Regions from separate parts of the Homo sapiens genome. Here region 1 is linked to region 2. A link is a contact called in ENCODE Hi-C data. All regions are on one chromosome and are shown on one strand. Each heading gives the region's core, a stretch centred on a gene start or an enhancer-like site at or near the end of the contact. The rest is flanking DNA. Distances are from core to core; before and after follow the strand shown. Region 1 overlaps FRMD4A (FERM domain containing 4A). Region 2 holds the start of PRPF18 (pre-mRNA processing factor 18).

Region 1 (6,072 bases), core at 2,557-5,056, 240 kb before region 2:
AAATAATTCTACAACTTACCATAATGTCCTATCAGTGGGAGCCCTGAACTTATTTTCTTGCAACTAGACTGTCCCATCTGGGGGTGATGGGAGACAGTGACACATCATCAGGCATTAGACACCTGATGGAGCACACAACCCAGATAGCTCGCATGCACAGTTCACAATAGGGTTCATACTCCTATGAGTATCTAATGCCACCACTGATCTGAAGGGAGGTGGAACTCAGGCAATAATGCGCGATGGGGAGCTGCTATAAATACAGATGAAGCTTCACTCACTCTCCTGCGACTCACCGCCTGCTGTGGAGCCCGGTTCCTGTACTGGTCCGTGGCCCTGGGGGTTGTAGATTCCAGTAATAATATATAAGGACTATAGAACTATATGTAAAGGTATATAACCACATATAAAATGATGACTGTTTACATGCCAGGCATACAACCATTACCCTTGTAAGTTTTCACTAATTCTTGAGGACAACCGTAGGATAAACTGTTGTTATCTCCATGCTACTGTTGAGGAAACTGAGGCACAAAGAGTTAAGTAGGTTGCTGAGGTTCACACAGCTCCACGAGTGAAGTAACTGGGCTCAAAGCCAAGTTCGGCGGCCATCAAAGCCCTCCTCTTAACCATTACACTTGCCGCTGTGCTGAATGAATGCATTTTGAAAAGGATAAGAAAGCATATTTCTTTCTATGCATCCTAATGACCTCCATCTCCGGCCACCCCCTGGCAGCCTCACTCTTGGGTCTTAGATAGATGATATCATCATGACATGTTTTCCGTGCACGCTGCTATCACGGGGAATTATCTGATTGTCTGGAAGTCCATTTGCTAAAGTGGGACAAAGGGAAAAACTGGGCAGAGAAGAATTTCGGAGGTAAGAATGAGGTCTTGTGTAGTCAAGAGGGGAAATGTTAACCCTGTCAGCTTAAAAAGCCATGTGCCTCTGTCTCTCGCTCATTTAAATCACCCACTGTTAATAGCCTTCCTGGAAATGTGTCCCATGGCAACACAGGCTGGTCTCAGTTCCCTGTTCACCCCCTGTGGAGCCCCGTGCCTTGTTCTCCTGACGTGCTTTGTAATGCTGAAGATGACTCTCTGGACCAGAAATTTCAGACGCATCAATTTCGTCTTCCCTCTGCCCCGAGGGATGAAGTCAGTTCTTCAAAAGTTTTCTTTCTAACGTCAGGCTTTCAAATTCTGGTATCCTTTGACTATTCAGAGATTAATACTTAGAGGAACTCCAAGAAGCCTCCGGGGGAAGGGGCTTGATATCTCACCATTTTTCTCCCTCCTGGAGAAGAGCACAAAGGACTGTGCTCATGTCTGCAGGCCGGGTTTTATTTTAGGGAAGACGGGACTAATTTGTGTCCAGAGACCGGTTTCTTAGGAGAACTGGTTAGGCTGCCTGGCTGCTTGTTTTTTTGGTTTGGTTTTGTTTTGTTTTGTTGTTGGTGGTGGTTTTTGTTTTGTTTTGTTGTTGTTGTTGTTTTCTGAGATGGAGTCTTACTCTGTTGCCCAGGCTGGAGTGCAAGGGTACAATCTCAGCCCACTGCAACCTCCACCTCCCAAGTTCAAGCGATTCTCCTGCCTCAGCCTCCCAAGTAGCTGGAATTACAGTCACCCACCACCGTGCCCAGCTAATTTTTATATTTTTAGTAGAGACAGGGTTTCGCCATGTTGGCCAGGCTGGTTTTGTACTCCTGATCTCAGGTGATCCACCCACCTCCCCCGTGGCCTCCCAAAGTCCTGGGATTACAGGCGTGAGCCACTGCGCCTGGCCTGCTTGGTGTTTTTCAAATCAGCTTACACATTCCCAAGGAGGAGGACATGTCTCCTTCTGCACCCACTTTGGACTTAACTTTTAAGCGCCCAGACCCTGCCTCTGGGTCAGACTACCTGGCTTTGAGGCCCAGCTCCACTATGTCATAGCCGGGTGACCTTTAATATGGGAATGATCATAACAATAACATCTGCCTCATAGTGTTGTTGAGATGATTAACTGCAATTCTGTATAGATTAGTGGGCTCTTGTAAAGACTTACGAGATGCTAGGCATTGTTCTAAGGGCTTTCTCTGTTAGAAGGCTTTTGATCCTCACAACGCTCCAATGAAGCAGGTACTGATATTGTATTGACAGGTTCATTTAACCTGCCTGAAGCCACACAGTCAGTAAGGAGCTCCCAAATCTGGGCCCTTAACCACCGGGCACAGGGCAGATGCCCCATGAATGTCAGGAGTTATGTGGCCACTCTGTGAGCTCCTGAAGGTTGGTGATATGGTTTGGCTGTGTTCCCACCCAAATCTCACCTTGAATTGTAATAATTCCCATGTGTCAAGGACAGGGACAGGTGGAGATAATTGCATCCTGGGGACGGTTTCCCCCATACTGTTCTCATGGTAGTAAGTAAATCTCATGAGATCTGATGGTTTTATAAATGGGAGTTCCCCTGCACAAGCTCTCTCTTGCCTGCCACCATGTAAGACTTCTCTTGCTCTTCCACCATGATTGTGAGGCCTCCCCAGCCATATGGAACTGTGAGTCCATTAAACCTCTTTTTCTTTATAAATTACCCAGTCTCAGGTATGTCTTTATTGGCAATGTGAGAACAGTCTAATACAGTCAGGGACCATGGCTTCCTATGGCAGATCCATGGCACCCATCACCCTACCCAGCACGAGTGGGTGCTCGATAAATACTGTTCTGAATCCAGGGAGACATATGTGTGAAGGCAGACTGTACACGGAAAGGCATCAGCATTCTAATTACATCGCAAATATGCATTTCCCCACAACACAGTGATTCTTTCCAGATGCTCATTCCTAGTTGCACTCATTAGAATCAACCGATTCCCACTTTAGGAGGCTGAGGTGGGAGGATTGCTTGAGGCTAGGAGTTCAAGACCAGTCTGGGCAACATAGCAAGACCCTGTCTCTATAAAAAATTTAAAAATTAGCCGGGTGTGGTGGCATTCACCTCTAGTCCCAGCTACTTCGGAGGCTGAGGTGGGAGGATCACTCCCACCTACCCCCTGGCCTGCAGGCCTCACCCTCTAGTCCCCTAGGGGTGTGCTTGGAGATCTAGGCCATTCCCAGCTTCCTAGCAGGATCCCAAGAGTTCAAGGTTGCTGTGAGCTATAATTGTACCACTGTACTTCAGCCTGAGTGACAGAGTGAGACCCTTTCTCTAAATAAAGAAAAAGAAAAAAGAATCCACAGATTCCTCGACCCACCCAAGACCAATCAAGTCGGAATCCCGAGGGTGCCCCAGGCATCTCTGGCTTTTTAAACTGCCCCGCTGATTCTAATGTGCTCGCAAGGCTGAAATCACTAATTTAGAAGATCCAGGTGACATTTCCGCACAGACCTCCTGCTTCCTGTTCTGAAACCTCTCACTCTGGACGAAGCACGAGGGTCTGTTTGGAGGAAGGAATCCTAAGAGGGCAGTGGACAATCCTTGATGCTGGTATTGCTGTGGACACACGGGAAAGGCACTTCAATCAAGCAGCTAGAAAGGACAGCTTGGGATGCAGCTTGGAAGAGTGGCCGAGAGGGAGCAGCCGAAAGCAGGCAGGAAAAGCAGTGTCTGAGTTCACCCCCGGTGAGCTGGGCCGGCAACTCGGTTCTCTTGGTGTAATTCATTGGTTCTGCTGGTGTAATTGATCATCAGAGCCCACCTCACTCATGCACATTAGAATGGAAGTCCAGGCCAGGGTTTTCATTTTGCTTTTGTTCTGTTTGATTTTTCCCTCCACTCTGACAGAGGAAGTGAAAGTCTTGAAGATTACGTGCCAGCAGGAGATTGCTGTTGTTTGGCTAAAAAAGCCCTGAGCTCTTGGCCTGGATGAATTCTGATAGAGGCAGGAGTCCACCCAGCACTGTCTCCATTTTGGAGTAGCTCAGCCTCTCCCCCGGTGAATGCCTGGGTGTTCCCAGACAATGGCAACTGGGAGATCTCCTACCCAAAAAGGAAGCAGGATAAGGATGTAATGAGGATGTTGTTAAGAGGTTGGCATGGGGAAGGGAAATGCACAGTGGACGTGTGGAAGGAATTAACAAGCAGTAAGTAATAATTATGTGTCAAGAACTGAGTTACATGTCCCATACACCATCTTATTTAACTCCATGGTGTCCAGAAAGTTGGAGATATGATGTCCACTTTACAGAAAAGAAGCTGAAACTCTGGGAAGTGAAGCTACTGGGTCCTGATCCCACAACAGTTCAGAAAACCTTAATGCCAGTCCAAGTCTGTGACTTCAAAGCCTTCTTGTTTCCTAACAGCAATCTTAAGTTCTTATTTTATTTGTTTTAGAGACAGGACCTTGCTCTGTCACCTAGGGTAGAGTGCAGTGGTGCAATCATAGCTCACTGCAGGCCTCAAACTCCTACGCTCAAGCAATCCTCCTGCCTCAACTTCCCAAAGTGCTGAGACCTCAGGTATACACCACCATACCTGGCCAATCCTGGGATCTTCAGGCTGGGATTTGATGCCCAGGTCCCCAGATGAAGACCGGTAAAGTTGATGTCATCCAAAGAAGGTCAGAGGCATTGCGTTTGGTCTAAAACTCCACAGGGACTGTAGAAGTGAGCGTCCTGCCTCTCTGTGTGTGTGTGCCTCTTTGTCTAGCTAAGAAGTGTCAGGTCTGGAGTGATTTCTAAAAAGCAAAATTGGCCAGGCATGGTGGCTCACACCTATAATCCTAGCACTTTGGGAGGCCAAGGCAGGTGGATCACTTGAGGTCAGGAGCTCAAGACCAGCCTGGCCAACATGGCAAAACCCTGTCTCTACCAAAAATACAAAAATTAGCCAGGCCTGGTGGTGGGTGCCTGTAATCCCAGCTACTTGGGAGGCTGAGGCATGAGAATCACTTGAACCCGGGAGGCAGAGGTTGCAGTGAGCCGAGAATGTGCCATTGAACTCCTGCCTGGGTGACAGAGCGAGACTCTGTCTCTAATAATAATAAGCAAAACTTATGACACCAAGTACTCCTGTGCACACATACACACACACAGGGATGCTGCGTGACATGGAACATGAACATACATGGTCAGGCTTCCCATTTCTCTACACCTCCCGCTTTGCTTTCTCTGGTAAGTAGGGCAAGGCCTCCCATAAAGCCTTCAATGGCAATGCTGGGGTTACATTAACGTGTCGCCTTGTGCTGGTTCTGCAGGGGGCAGCACTGGTTAAAGGGAGCCACTGGAAGTGGGCTATGGATCCCACCTTCTCTGTTAAAACCATAGAACTCTGTGGCCCACAGTCAGGACAAGAACCTTGACCTCTCATCTTGGCTCAGGGCTCATTCAGAGTCTATAGTTTGGCTTTGGAGAAGCTCTGGGAGAAAGATGCATGCTTGCTGTTTTTTCACCTTCTTGTTCTAACGCTGTCGCCTTCCCAATTCCTTGACTCCTTCTGGAGTCTGTCAGAGGGGCTGGAAAAGCAGCAGCCCAGACAACAAAATCTCTTTTGTGCCTGTGACCTGGATGGTAGTGACCCTTCCTCCTGCAAATGGAGGGAAGGAGGGCCGAGGAGGGACAGCGCCCTGCCCGATGGATGCTCTGCCTGGCAGTCAGTGACACTTGTGGCAGTGAGGTCATGGCCTTAGATGATTTCTCTCTCTGCAGACTGACACACTGTTATGAATGTAAAGCGCGTTATCTCCTCCAGAGAGAACATGTAAGGCTAAGAGAAAGGAAGAGAGAGAGAGAGAGCTAGGGCATGTGGGGAAGCACACAGTCAAATCCCCAGGTGAGGTCACTGCTAGGATCCGATCAGGTGCCAGCGACAGGAAGGGGTCAGAGGTCTTCTGCACTGCATGCAAATCATTTCCTGAAAAGTCTTCAAGGTCAGTGTTTCCAGTGGCCTGGCCAGGCCCCCGATTTATTTTGGTGAAACACTTATGGCAAGAAGAGTCAGGCAGGTGACAGAAGCAAAGATGGGGATCCATGCCTTTCTCCTGGCTCTCCTGAATTCCCACAGATGGGTCTTCCCTGCACATGTTCAGCTCCACTTACTAAGGGTGGTTGGGGCTAAAGGTGATGGACCTAGGCTGCACCCATATCTACAAAT
Region 2 (6,270 bases), core at 119-2,618:
CGGGTTCAAGTGATTCTCTGGCCTCAGCCTCCTGAGTAGCTGGGATTACAGGCGCGCACCACCACGCCCAGCTAATTTTGGTGTTTTTAGTAGAGACGGGGTTTCACCATGTTTGCCAGGCTGGTCTCGAACTCCTGACCTCAGGTGATCTGCCCACCAAAGTGTGGGGATTACAGGTGTGAGCCACCGCGCCCGGCGGCCCTTCCTCCATGTTTCAGTTGGGCACAAACCCTTCGTAAGGCGACAGAAGGGAACTCTCAGGAGCACTGGGGCACGTCCGCAGAATGCCAACAGGTAGGAGCGGGGATAGGGGGCAGTTAGGTAAACTGGAGGGAAACAGGGTCAGTCGGGGGAAAACAAACAAAGCCTCGGGTTTTCCTGCAATTCCCACACCTGCATCCCTAAGGCTCCCAAGTGGTTACCGGAAAGAAGGCCGTGAGTGTAAGTTGCCCGGGTCCTTGGCGTTTTGAACAAAGAATTGGACAAAACGCACAAAAAAAGTAACAAAACACAGGAATGAAGCAGCAAAAGTAGGGACTTATGAACGCGAGAAAGCACTCCACAGGGTGTGAGTGGGCCCGAGCAAGCGGCTCGAGGCCCCGGTTACAAAGTTTTCCGGGTTTTAGGTACTCCTTCTGAGGTCCCTATCAGCTACCCCGTATCTGGATGAAGGGTTCGGTCTGTGGCTAAAGACTGAGGTGAACTGGCGCCCTATGCAGATGAAGGGATGGCCCGTGATTGGCCCACGGCCAATGCAGGGCACGTTCCCTTCCCATCTGAGAGGTGGTGGAAAGGCAGGGATGCGGGGAGAGCCGCAGCCTGAAGCCTTTGCTACTCGGTGGTGGGAAGATGAGGATTTTTCTTTTGGTTTGGCTTTTGGACGTGGGCGTTAATTGGCCTCAGGTTCCCGCCCCCAGACCCAGGTGTTTTCCTTTTGATCCAGCTTTGGGAAGTCAGCACGAATTGTACTCAAGTTCCCTGCTCTCAGACCCTATTCTCCAGCCTCAACAGTGAGACGCCAAGGGTTGGATCTAAGGGGGCCTACCAGGGGTAGTGGCAGGACACTCGCTAAGCCCCGTCCCCGCCCCGAATCCTCTGAGTATCGTCACCCTCACCCCAAAACCCCGACACACATACTCTCACTCTTACATCCCGACCCCCACGACCGCAGGGTCCTCACCACCAGCAGGTTCCTGTCCTCCACCAGCTGCCGCTTCCGAAGGATCTCTGATTTCAGAATGTCCATCTCGCCGCCAGAATTTAAGCTCCAGTTTCCCGCTCCAGCTCCTCGAACCCAGCCTCACTGGGCCGGCGGCCGCGAACCCACTGAGTATACGGAACAACAAGCCCAAACACCTGAGAACAACTGACAGGAGCCGCTTCCGGCGGAAGCTGGGATGAGAGAGATGAGGGAAGAGAGTGGCCCGGGGCGCCTGTGGTGGCCAAAGCAGCTGTGCGTGAGTGCCCACTGGCGGCGCCCTCCGGCAGCGCGCCTGTAGTTTCCCCTCGTAGGGAGGTTTACGTGAACGTGGACGGAAACCCGGGTCTTTGTAGTACTCTCTGCACCTGCTAGTTGAGTTCCAAAAGCCTCTCGAAGAACACCTCAATAATGCCAGTTAAATCAAGATCTTTATTAACTGGAAATTTACATTAGGGTTTCTGAAGTTACTTGCTTGCAAAATTTGCAAAAGGATGAGAAAAATCTAAACAATAATACTAACTTGTAACAATAGAGTGAAAGGGCTGTCTGTTCATTACTAGCCTGTTAAATTTCCTGTGAACTTAAACGACTACAACCATTTAAAGCAGTTTGGAAGTCAATTTATCTTCACTCCCTCTGTTTTAGATTGCTTACCAATCTTGGTGATAATTGAACATTTACCTCAAGCTAACTAATCATTTTTTGGTCATGTGTTCAGCAATCAAGATTTTTCAGTGACATGATTGGAGATGTAATCAGAAATTCCTTTTTTTTTTTTAAATCCAACCCAAGGGAAAAAAAGTTAAATTGAAGAGAAAAATTATGTCAGAGATTTTTTAAGTCCCTAACATTTGTTTACAGTGGACTTATTTTTTTCATGTCATTGAAGCACGTTTAAAAATTGTTTTTGTGAAATCATAATTGAACAATATTTGACATTTCGTTTTTCTTACTCAAAAAAGGTAAGAAATATCATTTTGTTGAGTCAGCTGATAATGGGTAAAATGCTTTACAAAACAAAAAAATGAACAATTGAATTATTTCAATTTAGAAAGTCTTTTGTGGGGGGTGATACTTCATCTAAAAGATATCTGAGGCCAGACGGGGTGGCTCACCCCTGTAATCCCAGAACTTTGGGAGGCCGAGGTGGACAGATCACCTGAGGTCAGGAGTTCAAGACCAGCCTGGCCAGCATGGTGAAATCCCGTCTCTACTAAAAATACAAAAATTAGCCAGGCGTGGTGGCAGGTGCCTATAGTCCTAGCTACTCAGGAGGCTGAGACAGGAGAATTGCTTGAATCCGGGAGATGGAGGTTGCAGTGAGCCGGGATCATGCCACTGCAGTCCAGCCTGGGTGATAGAGCAAGACTTTGTCTCAAAAACAAAACAAAATAAAATAAAATATACCTGACTTTTGCCAGAAATAAGCCAACACAGGAAAATGTCCTTGAACTAAATATGGCAACACTCTTGCATGAATATGGGTTTCCCTCACTAATCAATGAGCAAATAATAATTTATTAGCATTTTCCTGATTTAGGGATTAGGGATTGTTAGACACAAAAAAAACCTGAAGGGTTAAGACAGATGACAGTAACAGCAATGGAAGTTTACAGAGAACACAACGGCTGGCTACCTGGGAAACTGTCAGTGTAAACCAGAGAAGTTACTAGCTACAGTTAACAGCCTCCCCTTACATTTTAGACTTTCATTGATTTCTACGTTTATGTAAACATGTGCACTGAATCCTGATTAAGGCCTGAGATCAAAGAGTGATAGAGAGAAATACTTGAACAAGCAACTGACAAGCAAGCTTTTCCATTCAAAAGGAAGGAAAAAAGATATCCAGGAGCTTTTAGAAATACTTAAAAGAGGCCGGGCACAGTGGCTCACGCCTACAATCCGAGCACTTTGGGAGGCCAAGGCAGGCGGATCAGCTGAGGTCAGGAGTTTGAGACCAGCCTGGCCAACATGGTGAAACCCTGTCTCTACTACAAAAATAGCCGGGCTTGGTGGCACACACCTGTAGTCCCAGCTATTCAGGAGGCTGAGGCAGGAGAATCGCTTTAACCCGGGAGGCGGAGGTTGCAGTGAGCCAAGATCGCGCCACTGCACTCCAGCCTGGGTGACAGGGCAAGACTCTGTCTCAAAAAAAAAAAAAAAAAAAAAAAAGAAAAGAAAAGAAACACTTAAAAGAACAAATCGCCGTGACCCTAAGAGAGACCATATTCATTTAAAAAAACATGCATCCCATTTCATCACAATCATTATTTAAAAAGTGAAATATTGGGACTGGGTACAGAGGCTCACACTTGTAATCCCAGCACTTTGGGAAGCCAAGGCAGGAAGATCACTTGAACCCAGGAGTTCAAGGCTGCAGTGAGCATTGATCGCACCACTGCACTCCAGCCTGAGTGGCAGAGTAAGACACTGTCTCTAAAACAAAAATAAATAAATGAGAGATAAAAATGAAAAATTGGAAACAACCCAAGTGTTCTAAATGGAGGAATAGTTAAATAAAATATAGTTTATACACACAACCAAATAACATGGCATCATTAAAAACCATGTTTTTAAAAATTCAATGGTATGGGAATGCTCATGATACAATGTTCGGTCCAAAAGTAGCATAATGAAACTTTATAGCATATAGTCTCTGCTTTTTAACAAAAACATAGACATATGCTTCTTAACAAAAACATATAGACGTAATAAAACATTGATTGGAAGGAAACATACCAAAATATCAAGTTTTTATCTGGACAGTAGAACAATTGGGGATTCTTATTTTCTGCTTTTTACCACAATTTGGTACAAATCTCATAATATGGGGGGAAAATTCAGGTATCAGTCTTTTTCTGTTTAATTATTATTTAGACTATTTATAAATTTTCTAGCATGTCTATTTTAGACATTGTATATGATAAATTTTGAAGAGTATAAAAGAAAGCAAAGAATTAGATAAAGAATTTTTTAAATTTCCATAGTTATTCAATCTAATATTTAAATATCTTATATATGAGCTCTATACTACATTAGCTTCTGTGACCTAAACCAAAACATAGACCCTGCCCACAAAGAGATAGCCAGTTAGTTGGGGAATCAAGAAATAGACCTTAAAAAGTTAAATTTTGTAAGATTTAATAGTGTATATGTGGCTATAATTTCAGAAATTAAAAATCAGTCATCTTCTAAAAGAAAAAAGGGTAAAAATCAGTACAGGATTGATGAGATATTCCTCTGTAGAGGTAACTCATCCTAGGAAATTATTTGTCATTTCTGGAGACTGGAGGGAAATGCCAAATTGAATCAGGATCACCTGGATTTGTTTTGTGGCTGCCCTAAAAGATGGAATGTAACTTAAACAGCAAAGAAAAGCTCTATGATTCAATACAGTGGCTCTCAATCCTTAACATGCTTCAGGATAACCTGGAGGACTTTTTGAAACACAGACGGCTGGTCCCCAACCCCAGAAATTGTCTTTCCATAGGCTTGGGGTGGGACCCAAGATTTTGCTTTTTGAACAAACTCCCAAGGGAGATGGATGCTGTTGATCCAGGGACCTCATTTTGAGAACTGCCGACCTAATATATTATTTTGTCATCTCCTGCGGGGGAAAAAGTGCATTTGCAGTCTGAAATGCAGTCTGCACAAGTCTTCAGAATTGGAGCAGAGCGGGAAGGCTGGTCGGTGGTGTCTGCAGCACGGTCACAGGCACCTCAAAGGGCACCCGTCCACTCCCAGTAATGCTGCTTCTGGGAATTTCCTAATGGCAAGGGAGCAGGCTCCCTCCAGATCCAGCCACCTTTACAAAACTGCTTTGTAGGGTTAGACCACAGAGAATGACTTCTCCAATCTGGGACAATCAGAGTCCCTTCCCTAGAAAACTAAAACTGGAATGGAGTGGATCCTTCCAAGACTCAGGATATATAAAATGTGAATTCCAGAGTGATAGCCACTTCAGCCAGGCTGGTGCATACCGTCCCACAAGAGCCAATTGTTACATTTTTGAGAATTTTGTGTCAGTTGTCAAACTTAGCAATTATTAAAAATCAAATGAGTTTACTTGTAATCAAATAAATCATATTATAAACGAAGTTAATAAATACACAGAACCTAATTCTTATTTTACTACATTTTTACTCTTATGCTCTTGGAGTTATTTATGACTGTTGTATCTTTGTGGTGGAAATACTATAAAATGGTGGCTCCTGCAGACCTCTTACCAGTTCCAGGCTTGAGGACCCCACCTTGGCAACTGGAAATCAACCACAGTGACTGTATTAGTCAGGGTTCTCCAGAGAAACAGAGCCGCTAGGATATATAGGTATTTATCAGAAGAGATTTATTATGGGAATTGGCTCACGCAATTATGGAAGCTGTGAAGTCCCACAATCCTGCCTTCTGCAAGCTGAAGAACCTGGAAAGCCAGGGGCATAATTCAGTTGGAGTCTGGGGGCCTGAGAATAGGAAGGTGGGAGGTTGAGCTGGCTGGGCTAGCATAAGTCCCAGAGTCTGAAGGCCCAAGAACCAGGAATTCTGATGTCCAAGGGGAGTAAAAGGCGATGTCCAGCTCAAGAAGAGAGAGACAGGCCAGGCATGGTGGCTCATGCCTGTAATCCCAACATTTTGGGAGGCCGAGGCTCAGTTGAGGCCAGGTGTTCAAGACCAGCCTGGGCAACATAGCAAGACCCCATCTCTACAAAAAATAAAATTAATAAATAAATAAAAGAGAGATAGAATCCACCCTTCTTCTTCTCTCCTGGCCCTCAACAAATTGGATGATGCCCACGCATTACTCAGTCCACCAACTCAAATGCTAATATCTTCCAGAAACATGTTCGCAAACACACCCAGAAATAATGTTTTACCGGGGATCTGGGTGGGCATCCCTTAGGCCCGTCAAGTTGACACAGAAAGTTAACCATCACACTGGGAGTATTTACACCACAGAAATTGGCAAACTGTTGATCTATTGTTTTGTTGGGTGTCTAAACTTTAAAGTTTATGGAGAAAATGTTCACAATACAGATCAGGGTTTTTCAGCCTTGGGCCCCGTAGTTCCTTAC

What was found. Hi-C counts contacts between places; a loop is a spot of excess contacts on that map. Pooled maps may share reads with other maps.
Region 1: a pooled map shows a loop between it and region 2 (17-fold over the local background). The contact joins the enhancer-like site here to the promoter of PRPF18 in region 2. A Hi-C loop is called at or near these places in 3 of 37 single-sample maps with no recorded cell type and 4 of 50 pooled maps.

Annotation. Positions count from the first base shown.
Region 1 is chr10:13,829,690-13,835,761 of GRCh38, reverse strand. The region is part of intron 3 of FRMD4A (FERM domain containing 4A); the gene reads left to right. Among named protein-coding and RNA genes, the nearest start is that of FRMD4A-AS2, 160 kb to the left of the region's middle. Within about 2 kb of position 3,806, at least 7 of the 41 ENCODE cell types and tissues checked have a DNase peak (open chromatin) inside an H3K27ac peak, as active enhancers do.
Region 2 is chr10:13,582,063-13,588,332 of GRCh38, reverse strand. It overlaps PRPF18 (pre-mRNA processing factor 18), which reads right to left and starts at 1,368. Exons shown (of 10, transcript NM_003675.4): 1 at 1,181-1,368. The coding sequence starts at 1,246. RefSeq lists enhancers at 303-898, 1,074-1,413.